Regions from separate parts of the Homo sapiens genome. Here all the other regions are linked to region 1. The links are chromatin contacts, found by Hi-C or POLR2A ChIA-PET in ENCODE. All regions are on one chromosome and are shown on one strand. Each heading gives the region's core, a stretch centred on a gene start or an enhancer-like site at or near the end of the contact. The rest is flanking DNA. Distances are from core to core; before and after follow the strand shown. Region 1 holds the start of AHI1 (Abelson helper integration site 1). Region 2 overlaps SGK1 (serum/glucocorticoid regulated kinase 1). Region 3 holds the start of PEX7 (peroxisomal biogenesis factor 7). Region 4 overlaps SGK1 (serum/glucocorticoid regulated kinase 1). Region 5 overlaps MAP3K5 (mitogen-activated protein kinase kinase kinase 5). Region 6 overlaps MAP3K5 (mitogen-activated protein kinase kinase kinase 5).

The links. A loop is a pair of places that touch in the nucleus more often than their neighbours do. ChIA-PET counts read pairs that join two places held with the same protein, here RNA polymerase II (POLR2A). Pooled maps may share reads with other maps.
Region 2: a map of B cell shows a loop between it and region 1 (16-fold over the local background). The contact joins the enhancer-like site here to the promoter of AHI1 in region 1. A Hi-C loop is called at or near these places in 1 of 168 maps with a recorded cell type or tissue (B cell) and 7 of 50 pooled maps. POLR2A ChIA-PET finds 5 or more read pairs at or near these places in 1 of 52 experiments (HEK293).
Region 3: a map of ascending aorta shows a loop between it and region 1 (5-fold over the local background). The contact joins the promoter of PEX7 here to the promoter of AHI1 in region 1. A Hi-C loop is called at or near these places in 2 of 168 maps with a recorded cell type or tissue (CD8-positive, alpha-beta T cell and ascending aorta) and 14 of 50 pooled maps.
Region 4: a pooled map shows a loop between it and region 1 (2.9-fold over the local background). The contact joins the enhancer-like site here to the promoter of AHI1 in region 1. A Hi-C loop is called at or near these places in 2 of 168 maps with a recorded cell type or tissue (CD8-positive, alpha-beta T cell and naive thymus-derived CD4-positive, alpha-beta T cell) and 14 of 50 pooled maps.
Region 5: a loop to region 1 is called in a pooled map, with 6 times the contacts of the local background. The contact joins the enhancer-like site here to the promoter of AHI1 in region 1. A Hi-C loop is called at or near these places in 5 of 50 pooled maps. POLR2A ChIA-PET finds 5 or more read pairs at or near these places in 2 of 52 experiments (OCI-LY7 and PC-9).
Region 6: a loop to region 1 is called in a pooled map, with 3 times the contacts of the local background. The contact joins the enhancer-like site here to the promoter of AHI1 in region 1. A Hi-C loop is called at or near these places in 2 of 50 pooled maps. POLR2A ChIA-PET finds 5 or more read pairs at or near these places in 3 of 52 experiments (CD4-positive, alpha-beta T cell, PC-9 and activated T-cell).

Annotation. Positions count from the first base shown.
Region 1 is chr6:135,496,457-135,499,156 of GRCh38, forward strand. AHI1 (Abelson helper integration site 1) reads right to left here and starts at 1,284. Exons shown (of 29, transcript NM_001134831.2): 1 at 1,127-1,284; 2 at 732-793. AHI1-DT (AHI1 divergent transcript) reads left to right here and starts at 1,345. Exons shown (of 6, transcript NR_152842.1): 1 at 1,345-1,544; 2 at 1,948-2,061. RefSeq lists silencers at 995-1,054, 1,405-1,624.
Region 2 is chr6:134,234,493-134,237,394 of GRCh38, forward strand. The region is part of intron 2 of SGK1 (serum/glucocorticoid regulated kinase 1); the gene reads right to left. Among named protein-coding and RNA genes, the nearest start is that of SGK1, 82 kb to the right of the region's middle. RefSeq lists enhancers at 1,309-1,468, 1,509-1,798, 1,939-1,988. Within about 2 kb of position 1,644, at least 8 of the 41 ENCODE cell types and tissues checked have a DNase peak (open chromatin) inside an H3K27ac peak, as active enhancers do; they include B cell, where a contact is called at or near this core.
Region 3 is chr6:136,821,342-136,824,041 of GRCh38, forward strand. It overlaps PEX7 (peroxisomal biogenesis factor 7), which reads left to right and starts at 1,251. Exons shown (of 10, transcript NM_000288.4): 1 at 1,251-1,454. The coding sequence starts at 1,325. RefSeq lists enhancers at 822-971, 855-1,587, 1,588-2,320, 1,702-1,861 and a silencer at 1,152-1,531.
Region 4 is chr6:134,168,866-134,171,565 of GRCh38, forward strand. It overlaps SGK1 (serum/glucocorticoid regulated kinase 1), which reads right to left. Exons shown (of 14, transcript NM_001143676.3): 12 at 2,158-2,313; 13 at 1,961-2,050; 14 at 391-1,570. The coding sequence ends at 1,403. Among named protein-coding and RNA genes, the nearest start is that of SLC2A12, 120 kb to the left of the region's middle. Within about 2 kb of position 1,451, at least 6 of the 41 ENCODE cell types and tissues checked have a DNase peak (open chromatin) inside an H3K27ac peak, as active enhancers do.
Region 5 is chr6:136,592,043-136,594,742 of GRCh38, forward strand. MAP3K5 (mitogen-activated protein kinase kinase kinase 5) reads right to left here. Exons shown (of 30, transcript NM_005923.4): 22 at 395-572; 23 at 131-299. Among named protein-coding and RNA genes, the nearest start is that of MAP3K5-AS1, 36 kb to the right of the region's middle. RefSeq lists an enhancer at 2,447-2,606. Within about 2 kb of position 1,414, at least 13 of the 41 ENCODE cell types and tissues checked have a DNase peak (open chromatin) inside an H3K27ac peak, as active enhancers do; they include PC-9, where a contact is called at or near this core.
Region 6 is chr6:136,609,038-136,611,737 of GRCh38, forward strand. MAP3K5 (mitogen-activated protein kinase kinase kinase 5) reads right to left here. Exons shown (of 30, transcript NM_005923.4): 18 at 2,245-2,350. Among named protein-coding and RNA genes, the nearest start is that of MAP3K5-AS1, 19 kb to the right of the region's middle. Within about 2 kb of position 1,359, at least 21 of the 41 ENCODE cell types and tissues checked have a DNase peak (open chromatin) inside an H3K27ac peak, as active enhancers do; they include PC-9, where a contact is called at or near this core.

The DNA of each region.
Region 1 (2,700 bases), core at 34-2,533:
AATTAACGGCTAATATTTGATTAGTAACCTCTGCAAAAAATCAGATAGGACTTTAAAAGACACCTCTGATTCTTATATATTCCATTATTTTACAACTTCTCCCTCACAAACCCTTTCACAGGAGCGTCTAAGAGATATTACACAGGAAAATTAAATGGATTACATTTCATCTCATTTTATTTTACAGACAACCTGATTATCAGCCAATATGTGGCTCAATATCATTGGGAGAAAAAACTGAGAGGCTTGATAATTCGCTCCTTAACCAAATGTTATCGCAAGGGAAAAAAAGACAAACAAAAATCCTGTATACAAAATTCAATGAATAAATCAACAAGATTCTTCATAAGTAAACAAGATTCTAACTTCATAAATATTATTCCTCATAAACAAGATTCTAGGTATGGTTTAAAAACACTTTTGGTATTTGAATTTCTTTCAAGCATTCTTTAAAAAATTTCCCAGAGTACTCATAAGAAGCAATCTTCCTCCTAACGCCCAAGCAGTAACAGCAACTGTTAATGCAACAGGTGAAAAAATCGTTGGCATCTCTTTCTCAAAAGAAAGGGGAAAGCTTTATTTTCACAATAGATGTTTTTACAGGAATGCTAAACGCAGCACAACCTTTGATAAGGATTCTTAAATGGTCTACATTTTTGTTCTATTTTTATGCATCTCGAAACAACCCTATTAATATAATTTGGCTCTTATAAATATAACAAATTGATCACCTTTTCTCAGACATAATTAAGAAGGCTTTGACAGGTTGAAGATTCAGCCCCAGGTTGACACTCTAAAAGGAAATAAACACACTCAGTACACATCTGATTTAAAAGCATTTAAATAAGAATCGGGAGTAGGAAAGGCAAAGATTGAATTCTCTATCAGAGCACCATGCTCAACTCTCCGGGGACACGGAGACCAGTGAAAGAAGCGCAAAAGTACGGTGAGGACTCTCAGAAATCGCATTCCCCCGGGACACCCGGCCCACGCTCGTCGGTCACTACGCTATCAGCCTCCGCGCTCTCGGACTCCAGCAGCCCCGACACGCCGCCCAGGAGAGGGCCGGGCAGGCCGAGCACCCCGGCCCGCGCTCCCGCCACCAGCGCACCCATGATGTACTCACGGAGAGGGGTACGCAGAACCGCCCGTCCCGCCGGAGCCGACACCCGGAGCAGTGCAAATCAACTCCCCCAGCCTAGCGGCGCGTGCGCGAAGTGAGGCGGCCACGCAGCCACCTAACCCGCCAGCGACCCGTGTCCTGAAAGCAAGCCGCGGCTCTGTGCCGCAGTGCGGACAGCGCGCCGCCTGCTGACGTCAGCGCCTGCCTACGCCGCCGTTCCCATGGCGACCGATGCGTCCCGCGCTCTAGGCGAAGACCGCGGCCCCGTCCCCGCGCCTCCACCGCCTTCTTCCAGGAGGAGGGGCCGTGCGGCGCCTGCCCGGGGGCCCTCAGGCCGCAGGCGGGCGCGAGCTTCAGGGAACTTAGGGGGCTCCCGCCTCCCCGGCCACGCGAGCGGGAACAGTCTCCTCCACTCGGAGCGGTAAGGGACCCGGAAATGCGCGGGTGCCCCTACAGAGTCTTGAGTTTTCCCCGCCCTCACCTCCGAAAATGCTCTTTTCGCCTTAGAATTGTAGCTAGCGCAGGGAAAAACTGACTGGGCAAAGGAAAACTGGGGAGGCTGTCATGGAAGCCGCCCAGAATAAGAAAATGAATGAATGAGGCAAAGAAACAGATTTGTCACTCCCCACGCGATCGCGCCCACAAAAGAAAACATGGTTTTAAGGCGTGGAAAATGAAGTTGTACTACAGACAAAATTTTAAGAAAAAATTATCCACTGTTCCTTTAGAGCTATCTCCCTGTGTGTGAAAAACAAAACAAAAGTTAAAACGCCATCCTTTTCTACACCTAATGCTCCCTCCCACTTTTCTGATTTCTGCCACAGGCGCCATCTTCAGCTCTGAGTCACCAGGGCTGGAAAAATACTAGATGCGCTACTCGTGGACTCGTGAATACACTCGTGAATACAGGCCATTTCCTGTACCTACAGCCACCCGCTGTAAGCTGTTGCTTCATTTGTACAGTAAGAGTTTATGGAGGCCAGCTTTTCCATTCTTACTGACATTGCCACACCTTACAAACTATATGTCTTGTGCTTCCCTAAATCCTGTGAGGAAGCAACGAGAAAGATTACTAATCCAATGCGTACCGAACTGAGCTGTTCAACTTTCCGTTCTAAACATACTCTCCTAGATTTCTATCTTGCTGTAAGCCACCACAATCCTCCCAGTGTTTTAGTAAGAACAGTAGAGTATCCTAAATGCATCTTATGCCAAAGCATATCCATTCTCTCTTTTTAACTTCCTCAGATGGGCCCTTTACCAGTTCTCTGACTCCAGTTTGACTCTTAAATTCTCCACACTGCTATCAGAATGACCTGACTAAAAATGTAAATCGGATAATGGCACTCTCCTGCTGAAAATTTTTGAAAGGCAATCTGTAAGAGAAAATGATTACTTTGCCTAGGATACAAGATTCTCCATCTCCCTGACTAGTTTCATCTCTCGTTAGCTTCTTGTTCCAATTTTATGCAATATTGAATCATGTGTACCATGCAGTTTTATGCAACATTGAATTATGTGTACCATGAAAAACAATCCATAGCCTTTCACGCCCCGTCCTTACTCATATTGTCCTC
Region 2 (2,902 bases), core at 394-2,893, 1.3 Mb before region 1:
AAGTGTAATGAGAGTATGATGTGAAGGAGCTGTTAAGTGATCTCAAATTAATGGTGCTCAGAAATGTGAACTTCTGGAATTCACGTTTAAAGACTAATTGGAGGGCCGGGTGTGGTGGCTCATGCCTGTAATCCCAGTATTTGGGAGGCCGGGGCGGGTGGATCACCTGAGGTCAAGAGTTTGAGACCAGTCTGGCCAACATGGTGAAACCCCATCTCCACTAAAAATACAAAATTAGCCAGGTGTGGTGATGCATGCCTGTAATCCCAGCTACTCAGGAGGCTGAGGCAGGAGAATGGCTTGAACCTGGGAGGTGGAGGTTGCAGTGAGTTGAGATTGCGCCATTGCACTCCATTCTGGGCAACAAGAGTGAAACTCCATCTTATAAATAGATAAATAAATAAGACTAATTGGAAAACTTGGAAATTATTTAGAAGACAGCTCCAAGGATGGCAAAATGAGTCAAGTATTGGAAAAAAAGACCAATGAGGAGAGGCAAACAAGACATAATTAATTTTCTTGAAGAGAAGACCAAATGACAATTGAAGAAGACAGTCTATGAATTTATAGAGAGCTTTATATACAGACAGGGTTGGTTATCATCGCTGAGTATAAAACAAGGGAAACAGGCTTGGTGTGTAGCATAATGGCTTTGTTCGACACAGTAAAGCTAACTAAATGTCAAAATAAGATGCAGGTGGAGGTTGAGCAGTCTTTTCTAAAGCCATGAATAATAAGATAGCAGCTTCTTTGTATGGCTCTGACTGAAGGTGAGAGATGTGCTATGTAAGCTTTCACATCGCTTCCAGGGCTAAGATTCAGGTCCTTGGGGAATATCTTCCTGAATTCAGGGAGTTAATGCCAACTCTGAAATCAAATTACTGGAACATAGTAAAGAAAGCGGGGGGAGGAAGCAACTAGAATCAAGATGAAAATGTAACTTCAAACCCTGTTTAGAAAAAAATAATGAGATTACTTTAAAATAATAAAATTTATTATTAAAAATTTAGAGAAGTTTTGACAAGGAGGAAGTGGAAAAAATAGATATTTTTATTTATTTATTTATTTATTTATTTATTTATTTATTTATTTATTTTTGAGACAGTTTCCCTCCTGTTGCCCAGGCTGCAGGGCAATGGCACGAGCTCGGCTCACTGCAACCTCCACCTCCAGGGTTCAAGTGATTCTCCTGCCTCAGCCTCTCGAGTAGCTGGGACTACAGGCATGCACCACCATGCCTGGCTAATTTTTTTTGTATTTTTGGTAGAGAAGGGGTTTCACCATTTTGGCCAGGCTGGTCTCAAACTCCTGACCTCAGGTGATCCTCTCTCCTCGGTCTCCCAAAGTGCTGGGATTATAGGTGTGAGCCGCCGCACCTGGCCATAGATATTTTAGATAAGGAACAAGATCAAGCATTAAACTGTGAACAAGGTATTTCTAATTAACTAATTTTTTTTTTCAAACACAGCCTTAGGAAACGTGACTCCAACCATGGAGAGTTTAGGTCAGCCCTGATTTTGAGGCCACATGCTCCATCCTCACAGGTGGGTGAGGTCCCTTAGTTGGTATTGTTTGATGATTCTATTAGTTCTTGACTTTTCTGTATATATTTTAATGTACAGTAAAGGGATTGTAGTATTGGCAGGTTTGTCCCAAAATAGACTGTGAGTCAGTTATGAAGGAGGGGGATTCCAGGAACTAGAATTTAAGAGTGAGGAAGTTAAACACAAATTTACATATGACTCAGTACTAACACATTTTACATAATATTGGGTACTTTCTCTTCCTGTAATTGCCTCTATGCTTCATTTGTTGTTTTCACCAATAGCCCTAAATAAGTGGTTTTAAAAAACATTAAGGGAGGCTGGTAGATCACGCCTGTAAGCACTTTTGGGAAGCTGAGGTGGGCGAATTGCTTGAGCCCAGGAGTTCAAGACCAGCCTGGGCAAGATGGCGAAACTCCGTCTCTACAAAAAATACAAAAATTAGCTGGGCATGGTGACACGTGCCTGTAGCCCCAGCTACTTGGGAGGCTGAGATGGGAGGATCACCTGAGTCTTTGAGGTTGAGGCTGCAAAGAACAACAATCTCCCCACTGCACTCCAGCCTGGATGACAGACCGAGACTCTATCTCAAAAATAAATAAGTAAATAATGAATTTTAAACACACACACACACAGACCCACACACAACCATTAAGGGATGACTAATTTGGGGTGTCTTGCCAGCAATTCAAATGTCTAAAATAGCCTTATTCTAGCATTGAATGTTAAAGCCTTTTTCTTTAGACAGACTAATTGCAGAATGAAATGGTTTGCTACCTGTTGAGCTCCAATTCTCCCCTTCTCAAAAAATCAAGAGGCTATGAACTCGCAAGTGTTAATGGGATTCAGATAGAAGCCATCACTGCTATTTTAAATTTTCCTGTGTCTCCCACTAACATTATATCCAAACATCAAAACATCCACAACAATCATCCCCAAGGTTGCTGCTGTATTATTTATAAATGAACACATTGTTGGGTGAATACATTCCACTTTTGAAATTAATTTTCTTTTTCTTTTTCTTTTTTTTTTTTTTGAGATGGGGTCTCACTCCGTCACCCAGTTTGGAATGCAGTGGCGCGATCTCAGCTCACTGCAACCTCTGCCTCTGGGGCTCAAGCGATCCTCCTACCTTAGCCTCCCAAACAGCTAGGACTGCTGGCACATGCCACCATGCCCGGCTAATTTTTTTGCATTTTTGGTAGAGACAGGATTTCACCATGTTGCCCAGGCTGGTCTCAAACTCCTGAGCCCAGGTGATCTACCCACTCTGGCCTCCCAACGTGCTAAGATTACAGTCATGAGCCACTGTGCCTGGCCTGAAATTAATTTTCACTGGTTTATTTTCATAAAATAAC
Region 3 (2,700 bases), core at 1-2,500, 1.3 Mb after region 1:
TAAGACTCTTCATGATCTAGCCCCAGTAAAACACTCTACAGTCTCCCCACCCAATATTTTTTTCACCGTATCCCTTCCATCTGGCCAGGCTGAGTCCTGGCAGCCACGACCCCCTATGGATCATGCTGGTTTAAATCTCCTGGGTTGCTCATGTTATTCCTGCTCCTACAAAGATCTCCATCTTCTTGTCTACCTAAAGAAAACCTACTCATCTGTGTGCAATCACCATAAAGACTTATCTCTCTTCTGCAGCCTTTCCTGCAATTTCCATACCTCTGGCACGGACAATCACCTTTTAAAAATACCCCATATAAATTTATCATAGCCTCTACAGTATTTTGATTACACTTAACTAATTACATGACTTCTCTTTTAGTCTTCTTCTCTAATCTCTTGAGGCCATGGACCATATCCCATTATTTTGAATCCCAAATGCCTAGTACTGTTCTTGGTATATGGTTAAGATGATCATACGACTTGGTTTGTGCCTGTTGACCTGGCTTAATAATTACACCCTCTTTACTCTCAAAAGTATCTTGGTTTGGCAGATAAATTATATTTGGTCATTCTCCACATAGTATATGCCTGGCAATAAATGAATGAATGAGCACCAGCATCTGAGCACTTATTACCATACAATATATACATGTATAGTAATACTTTTTAAAAAAGTTGTATATGATGATGTGCTGCTTTTTTGCTTAGCTTCATTAGAACTGGCCAGCTCCTTTTTCTCACTTGCCAAGCATGGGGAGTTGGTTTGGAGTTGGTGTTTCATCTTTTCCAGTTACAGTGTGAAAGTAGCCCACCAGCCCACGCTCTTATTCCTAAAGACCGCAGTGACTCCACGGACTTAAGTTCTCATTGCTTCCAGTTTCCTTGGGCAACGCAGCACGCAATTTTGGACGCGCTGCGTGGTTTCAGAGTCGGCTGTAACTTTTCTCACTTTATAATCATCAGGAAAAGTTCCTGATGCCAGTCTTCCAAACGCTCAATGAAATAAAAACCAGATAGCACCGCAGAGGAGGCTGAGATGCAACGACAAAAGCTGTCGTAATTATTAATAATACCTAACCCTGGATCACTCCCCTGATAGATCTGTATCTTTGCAGCAGGCGCAATTCAGTTTGGATTCACCCAAAACAAAAATGGTCTCCGTCGGAGTCAACGCCCTTTCCTGTGCGGACCAATCAGAATCTCAAACACAGGGCACGGGGCCCACACTTCCGTCCGGTCTGCCTGGTCTCTCTAACCGCGCCAGTGTGCCTCCGACTCGGAACGGCTTCCGCGGCCGGGGCAGCGAGGGCCGGGGGCGGCGGGCGGGATGAGTGCGGTGTGCGGTGGAGCGGCGCGGATGCTGCGGACGCCGGGACGCCACGGCTACGCCGCCGAGTTCTCCCCGTACCTGCCGGGCCGCCTGGCCTGCGCCACCGCGCAGCACTACGGCATCGCGGGTGAGGCGGCGCCGCGCAGCTGGGGCCGGGGGGCGGAGGCGGAGGCGGGGGCCAGCCGGGCTCCAGTTCCTCGCGCTCGAGGGAAAGCCCCTCTGAGCGTAGACGGTTCCGCGGGTCCACGCCAGGGGGCAGAAGAGGCGCTGGTCGGCGCTTCTCCTTTCTTTGCCGAGTGCGAGGAGTTGGTCTGAAGCAGGAGTCGATCTTCCAGTTGTGTGCAAGTGCATATACGTGTAGCCTAGTAGCCCGTGTCCTTGTTCCTTGAGACCGCGCTGCCTCCGCCACGTGTCACACGCCCAGGCACACGTCCCCGTAGGGAGAGCCGGGGGAGCCTGCGCGGTCCCTTGGATCGGTCCGCTCGGCACAGCAGTACGGGGAAGACGGTCTGAGCCAGAACCGACCCAGGGCTCGCGAGTTGGCCCACAATTCCCAGTCTGCATTCGAGCACTGAGCTGCGACCTGCGGGCTGGCCTTCCTAAGGACGATGCTCCTGAATGGACGCCTGGAGTCCCACGGGTGACACCATGAAATATATCAAGTTCAGTTCTTACCTGTAGTTGTCTAACGAGGAATGCACACATTCGCAAGTAGGTGTTACAGACTCCAGTTAATTGTCTCCCGTCGCGCGCATTGGCTCAGCCTGTGGTTAAAGCTGCTCAGGAGGCTGAGGCGGGAGGATCGCTTGAGCCCGGGATGTTGAGGCTACAATGAGCTGAGATCACATCACTCTGCCCCAGCCCAGTGAGCTGAGATCACATCACTCCACTCCAGCCTGGGTGACAGACTGAGACCCCGTCTTAAAAAGAAAAAAGGCCAAGCGCCGTGCGGTGGCTCACGTCTGTAATCCCAGCACTTTGGGAGGCCGAGGTGGGCGGATCACTTGAGTTCGGGAGTTCCAGACCAGCCTGACCAACATGGAGAAACCCCATCTCTACTGAAAATACAAAATTAGCCGGGCGTGGTGGCGCATGCCTGTAATCCCAGCTACTCGGGAGGCTGAGGTAAGAGAATAGTTTGAACCCAGGAGGCAGAGGTTGCGGTGAGCCGAGATCGTGCCATTGCACTCCAGCCTGGGCAAGAAGAGCAAAACTCCGTCTCAAAAAAAAGAGTCCATCTAGTCCGTGGACTAGATGAAAAGGCGTAGGTTCATTCTCGCTTTTGCCTTAATTCATGTCCTAGCTATTATACGCACTGAAGCGAGATGCAAAAACTCATTTCATAATGTCAGTGGTCTATTGTATTTTTTTGT
Region 4 (2,700 bases), core at 201-2,700, 1.3 Mb before region 1:
AGAGTAGGCTTTCAAATATTTCTGGAAAGAATTACCTGTAACTGAAGACAAGCCAAATGTCAGGACAAATAGTCCAACTTCACAGGACAGGCAATAAATACAGGAAGCATTACTTCATAGCAATCCTTGCAAGATGAGTAAATTGCAAAGGATTTCCTTGGATGGATTTATGAATGACAGACACCATAAAATGCTGCTAAAAAGGCCTGGAACGTAGGTTGGCTTTAAGACCATCCTATACTCCCCTGGAGTCAGAAACCACTGCTGTTGGGAGCAAACCACTAAGCAGGAAATTACAGCAGGATTTTCATGGTTTTCAATTTTAAACTAACCCATGATTACCCCCTTAACCAAAATATACAAAATAACACATGACACAATATATGTAAATATTTTTCAAGGTTTTATTGCAAACCAAAATCAGTTTATCACACACAAAAAAAGTTGTGTGATGGGATGAGGGAAGGATTGTACGTATTATAACCATGTTAATTACAGTACATTAAAATGGTGGTTTACATTACAAATAAGCCTGTAAGTTTAAATATACTAGTGTTATAACCCAATGTACAGACGTTCTTTATACAATACATACAATTATCAGGAATGCAAAAAAAAAAACATAAATAATGCCCATTTTACAGGTGACATTTTAAACAATGAAAAACACCAACGGCTCTGACTGACAACTGGGGCATTGGTCCATAAAAACCCTTTCTAAAAATAGAAATATTTGTAGCAGCAATGCTTTCTTTAAGCATCTGAATACGAGTCATTGCAAGACCATTTCAATAAATTTTAGTTATTAACCGTATCTTACAAAAAAGTCTACACATAAATTTATCTTCCAAATATGGAAGAAACAAACAATGTCCCACGTTGTAGTGTCCTGCAAGTGTCACATTGATGCTTATAACAAAATCCATCTGTGATCAGGCATACCACACTCACACGACGGTTCACACAGCATATCCACAAGGGAAAATAAAGAACTGAAACACTGCGATAGGAAAAGCTTTGGAGCTAACACAATCTCTTCAGAAAAGGCACATTTCATAATATTCGTCATCACAGCCCAGACAGATCTGCAGGAGACCTTTTTTAGAACAGCGTCCGCTTTCTAACGAAACTCCTGCCTCCGTCTAAGGCGGCACTCTAACGCTCGTTTCAGAGATAGCACCACGTTGGAAGGAAGAATAAAAATGAAAACCTCATGAGCTCACTGAGGAGAATGTGCTCTTCAAAAAGCTTCCAGCGAACAGTGTGCAATAAGATTGCTAAGCTTCCAGAGATGTGCAAATTCTCTTGTAAGATGTCCTGTCAGCTGGCGGCTCCACCAAAAGGCTAACTAAAACATTCGGAAACACACATAAAATCCTTTAAAACCAAGCCCTAACAGGGTTCAGAGGAAAGAGTCCGTGGGAGGCGCATAGGAAAAGCCTAGGAAAGCCTCGGCAGCTTCCTTGACGCTGGCTGTGACGAGGACGCTGTCAGGGGACTTGCCAATGGAGTTGGGGACAGGCTCTTCGGTAAACTCGGGGTCAAAGTGCCGTAGGTCGTTGGGCCCACTCTGTGACGGGAAGGGAAAAACACTCTTGTCAAGAACTCACACTAGACACAGGACAGGGAAATCTTGACCAGGCTTTAAATACCAAGTTTAAGTCTTATATCAACTTCCATAATCACCCACTTCAAGCACAAAATCTCAAAAGGCTACACACAGTTAAACATAAGAATAATGTTCACTTGTTGCCTTTTGGTGCTTCGAATTGATAAATGTGTCTAAAAATTATGGGAGCCTTGTTGGGACACAAAAATGTGCTTTTTATGTAGGTAAAATAACAGGTTTATGGAGAAAACATCTGCCAATGTATTCCTTCCAACCCTCCCCCAGACAATTCTGAATTAAAATAAATGCCCTTTGGGCTTCTCTATACTTAGAAGAGAGACAGATACTCACCACATTTGGGTTAAAAGGGGGAGTAATCTTCTTATTAATGAGATCATCCCAGTTAATTAAGGAGAAGAAGACATGACTCTTAATCTCCATCTGTTGATAAGAAACCCAAGATTAATTTAGACAGGTGCATTCAATAAGGGCAGGGAGGTCTAGTGCACGTCCCGGCCGGCCCAGGAGGACAGGAAAACATCACTCACGAAGTCATCCTTGGCCCCGAGCCGCTTTGTCCTGTCCTTCTGCAGGAGGCCCTCCAGGAGGTGTCTTGCGGAATTTGTAATATTTGGTTTCAGCTGGAGAGGCTTGTTCAGAATGTTGTCGTACATTTCAGCTGTGTTTCGGCTATAAAAAGGCGGCTGAAAGAAGGGGAAAATTACTTTAGACTTAATTGGAAGTTTCATATGGCACACATTACCAGTAGAGAAAAAGATATAAACGGCAATAAATATTAGGCTCGATTTGAGAAACTCTCCCCACCTCAATGCTTTCTTTTCCCTTGCTATTTAAGTGTCTACTTTGCAACCCGTGTGTGTGTTTGTGTGTGTGTGTGTGGAGGGTGAGGGGGTAGATGTTAATAAGTGGTAGTTTTTCACCACCACACAGGTTCAATGTGGTCCTATCTAGTAAAATGTGAAATGCACAAAAGAACCAGGTAAGTGATTATTCTTATGAACTATAAAATAACCAATATGCCTCTTAGCTGCTTTTGATAAGCGTACTGGTAAGGGCAAGACACCATGGCC
Region 5 (2,700 bases), core at 164-2,663, 1.1 Mb after region 1:
GGGTAGGTTTATCATGATGATCACTACAGGTTCCTCTTGCCTTTCACATCATCTGTGACAGCTGCAGGCGGTTAGGACACAGATAAAATATGTAACCTTTGGGAAATGAAGCACCTGGGAGAGGATTTACCTGAGCTAAAGATTCCATTAGGTTTCTCACAATTTTGTCTTGGTCTTCCGTCAGGATCCTGTGAAGGGTAGCTCGCCTCTCACTGTCCTTCCTCAGCATGAAGAATCCAGAATCTTTTTCTTCAGGGGAAGGAGGAGCACTGTGATCTTCAAAATTCTCATCTGGAATGCTGAGAAAATTTATGCAGCATAAATCACAGTTCCCTTTATAAAATGACACACTTAACAACACACTTCTCTCACCCCAAGTAAGTCAGGTCTTTACCCCAAAAAGAGTGTCCGAATTCCCTTGACATCTCTTTCTCCGCAGGACTTGGCTCTTGTTTTGAAAGAGAAGGGGTCCACTTTCAACTCCGTGTCGGGTGAAACTGAGCCGTACTCACTGCTGCTGCTGGTGTCCTCCACCAGCACAGGTACCGGCAAGGATATACTCCTGAGATATTCTGCTTGTGATGAGAGGAGGGAAAAGATAATTGACACTTTAAAAAATGTACACATACTGAAACACCCATTGAAAGAGGCCATATTCTTTGTCAAATATCTTGTTGCAATGAGCAGCATAATTATGCTATGTAAGGGAACGGTCATGTGTTATGACTGCCTCCCTTGCTCAGCATAACCCATACAGCAGGGTAGCCAGGAAAGGGCCTCCCAGGCCCTGGGAGGGATATCTCTGGGGTACCAAAACAGTCAAGGAAGCCCAAGTTCAGTGGGTCTACTGAGGGTCTGATCCCCTCATTTTTACTGACTACTAATTATTTCTATTTATGGGTCTCAGTTTTCATATTTATCAAATTCAGGGTCAGATTGATAATCTTTAAGCCTGTTCTTCAGGGGCTTAAGTGTCTCCATTAGCATCTTGGGGCTGCCTTGGTTGGGATGAGTGAGTGGGATGCTGTAGGTCTAGACCACAGGTTCCAATCCTGTTATACCTGAAACCAGAGAAAATATGCTGACTGTCATATATCACAGTTCTGCTTAAGGATTCATATAAAAAAGGATTCATCACTGAAAACAAATTTTGGAAACAGATGGACTAGATGATCTCTTAGGTCTGTCCTGGTTCTCAGATACTATGATTCTCTAGTAGACATGAGCTGCTTCTTTATTTGGATGGAGAATAAGACAGTGGAGTTGCCTATATTTCCTCAAACATTGGTTTTAAAGAAAGCTTCATAGGTTGCTCTGGGTGTCAACATCTTTCCAGCAGATGGGGAAGAAAGAGTAGGAGGATCTCATAGGAAGTTTTTATGAATCATGCTTGGGTGAGTTGCCACTCGGGCCCACCATCCATTGCCCAAGCCTCAGTCCACCAGCCACAGTTACTTGCCAGGAGGCTGGGAAACCCCAGAAGGAAAAGGAAACAGGTCTGGAGGACAGCTAGTCAGTCTCTGTATATGTATGCCTGAACAGTTCACAGAAAGAAAAACACAAAAAGCTCCCAAATGTATATAAAACTTCTCAGCCTCACTCCTAATGAGAGAAACGGGTATCTGAATCACAATAAAATACTGTCCATGATCTATCCTATGGACAGATATGCAAAAAAAAAAAAAAAAAAGAAAGTGGTTTTTGCCAGAAACATCTTTATCAAACACACATCCTAATGCTACAAAAGCATTTTAATAAAGAATGAAGGTATAAAATTATAGAAAAGGAAATCCACTGTTGCCTGGAATCTCCTTCTTACTTAATTCCTCTTGGGCTGAACTGAATCAACTGCCCTGATCTCAAGGATAGGGGACTCATGACATTGGTTTCAGCTGTAGCGAGAAAGACGGAAGTACATACAGCTTTCAGGAACAGCTGACCTCGGGGGAAACCACCTTACTGGTCAGTAACTGGAAAGTCTCCCCAGGATGAATTGGTTGACTTATCTGCTGTTATTTAAATAGTTCTGTAGCTGAATCACTAGAAGGCAGGAAGCAAGAGGAAGCCACAAAGAGTTGCTGAATTGACCAATTAAGTACCAGTATGCAAATGATATATGGCAGGGGAAATGCCTGGCATGTATTGTTTCCACATATTCTGGAGCAGCTCATGGGCCTAGCATTTCACGGACCATATTTTGGGCAGTGCTGCTACAGCAGAAAGGAAATGGGTGACCTCTTCCTTGCTGGTAATAGTAAGGTTGTCTGAGAGAAGAAAGGTTTGAAGGGGGGCCCAAACACCAAACTGCTTTTGAGTCATTCCTGGGGAAGGTCAAGGTCTATAGTGTGCCTTGTTTCACTTTAGAGTCAACATCTCGCTATTTGGGGGGAACGGACTTTAGAACAGAAAAAAATAGCTGCTTGGGAGAAAGAGTTTCACTGCTATGAGATGTCAAGTCCCTAAAGTTAAATGTTACTGATGGAAGAATACAGCTGAAGAAGAGCTCTTGGCTTGACTGAGTAGCTGATCTCTTTACAAGAAGGGATACAAGCCCTGCAGTGGAACTCACTGCTGATCCTTCAGACTTGGTGAGTTTCTTCACCAGCCCATTTTTATGAGATGCATGCCACACTCAGAAACGGAGGTGTGCATCATTCATATTTCAAAGACAAAATTGTTGTTTCTTGGGAGTAAAGAGAC
Region 6 (2,700 bases), core at 109-2,608, 1.1 Mb after region 1:
AGGTCCAAGAAAAGGGCTCTGTGAGGACTGCTTTCCTACAATTCCTTTGGAGATTTTACAAAAAAGATGTTCCCCAGATTAGTAGCAGAAGATACTGTGTTAACATCCTGTCCCACAAAGTGTGTGAAACGAGGGATTTTCCTCTCAGAAATTACTGAGTCTTGACAGCACTGAAACTGCTGCTTGCCAAGTTAAGAGTAAGAGGAAAGAAATGTAAAGACATTTGAAGTTATTAATAGGTCAGAATTTAGTTTTTTCAAAAAAATATATTCAAAATGTGTTTAATTCTGTACCCTAAAATATCCATTGCCCTGAGGTGGGAGCTGGGCCAGGGGTATTGCTGACTGAATGCTCTAGGGAAAAAACTTACACAGAATGTCTCTCTCTCCTCCTGCAGGAAGGTAGAGAGAAAGATGGACTAGAGCCAGAAGGTAAAAGCAAAGAGCAAACAGTAGATACAAAATCTGAGTTCTGGCTAGGCGTGGGGGTTCGCACATGTAATCCCAGCACTTTGGGAGTCCAAGGCAGGTGGATCACTTGAGGTCAGGAGTTTGAGACCAGCCTGGGCAACATGGTGAAACCCTGTCTCTACCAAAAATACAAAAAATTAGCCAGGCATGGAGGTGCGTGCCTATGGTCCCAGCTACTAGGGAGGCTGAGGTAGGAGAATCACTTGAGCCCGGGGTAGGGGAGGTCACAGTGAGCAGAGATTACACCACTGTACTTCAGCCTGGGTTACAGAGCGAGAACCCATCTCAAAAGAAAAAACAAAAACAAAAAAACAGTTTTGCCAGGCATGACATCCTAGATACTTAGGAGAGTGGGGTGGGTGGACTGCTTAAACCCAGGAGTTCAAGACCAGCCTGGGCAACATAGCAAGACCCAGTCTCAAAACAAAAACAAAAACAAAAAACCAGTCTGAGTTCTATCCGGTACACACTGCTGTGACTTCTGACTGCAATGTCACTTCTCTCCCAGGTAATTTCCTCATCTACAAAATGGAGGTACTCCCACCTACCTCACAGAATTGAGATGGGGCCATGTTGCTTCATATTAGACCAAAGATTATTCATGATCTTTTTCTCTTCCCTTCCCCTTACCCTTTTTTTTTTCCTGCTAAATTTCTCTCTATAAGAAGAACTTAACACTTCATGAGAATTAGCATGATGGAGTGATAAGAACTAAATGGAGATCAGGTTTGAAGTCTCACACACCCTCCCTATAACTGTTGGGCAGTCATGAATCTCTTGAGTCTGAGCTTCCTCTTGGCTACTGTTACCTTTTTGGAAATCACTTGGTCTCCACCCTCCCAGTACTTTGCACCAGAGGCAGCTCAGTGGTTGCGTTGCCTACTTTCTCAGGAAAGCTCTCTCCCTCCCTTCTTCTGAGTCGGTGAGTCACTTCCTCTTCTGAATTGAAATCCTAGGGTTATTTATATTGTGGAGTAGGGGAGTCAACCACAGAGAGTAAACAGTAAAAGAGGGAATTCATCGTCCAAATGGGAAGTGATTAGGGTATGAGTAAGCATCACAGAGAGGTTGGGCCAAGGAAATGTTTAATAAAAAAAAAAAAAAAAAAATCTTGCTAGAGTTATTGTAGGCCAACCAGGAAAGAAGTAATTACATGAAAAGAAAAATAAGTAACAAGTTGAGAATTAAAAAAAAAAAAAAATCTTCAGTGGCATTAAGCAGGAGACTAACTAAGCAAGTCATATAAATACAGGAAGAGAAAAGGGCCAAATCAAATTCTGTAACACATTTTTCAGTGAGCATCAAAAGATACCAACATTGGCCAGGCGCAGTGGCTCACGCCTGTAATCCCAACACTTTTGGAGGCCACAGGTATATCGCTTGAGCCCAGGAGTTTGAGACCAGCCTGGGCAACATGGTGAAACCTTGTCTCCATCAAAAATACAAAAAAATTAGCTGGGCGTGGTGGCGCATGCCTGTAGTCCCAGCTACTCAGGAGGCTGAGGTGGGAGGATTGCTTGAGCCTGGGAGTTTGAGGCTGCAGTGATAGGTGATCACACCACTGCATTCCAGCCTAGGTGACAGGGCAAGACCCTGTCTCAAAAAAAAAAAAAAAAAAAAAAAAAAAGAAAGAAAAGAAAAGAAAAGAAAGAAAAAAGATACCAACATTACTGTGTGTGAGAACACCAACTGAATTTCTCTCTCACATTGTGCTCAAACTCAGCAATTATTTCTTTAATTACATAAGATCTGTATCATCATTGCAAAAACATACCAGTAAAAGTTTCAGTACAGGGGTTTATGCCAGCAAGCCTCTTTGATGTTCCGAAGTCAGAGATCTTGAGAACACCACTGTAGGTATTAATCAACACATTGTCACCCTAGAGAACAGAGGACTTTAATCACAATTGTTATCTTTCTTCAGATACTGTCTGTTGTTGACTTGGTAAGTCCAATTTAAAAAAAAAAAAGGTGTCCTTACAGCTACCAACGACATTAATTCTGTATTCTTCATTAATAGTTTATCTCAATAGTGCATTCTTGACACTATTTTTTGTTTACATATTATCAGTTTGAAACCAACCGCCTTTGCGAAAATTACAACAGTGAGAAAATTATGACAGTAAAAGAGATCTGATCTAACCACCACCATCTTGCTTTAAATTTCCAAACTGCCCTTGGTCATTCCAGGGTGTAGACCAAGCTCACTTGGAGAAATTTAATTTATAGT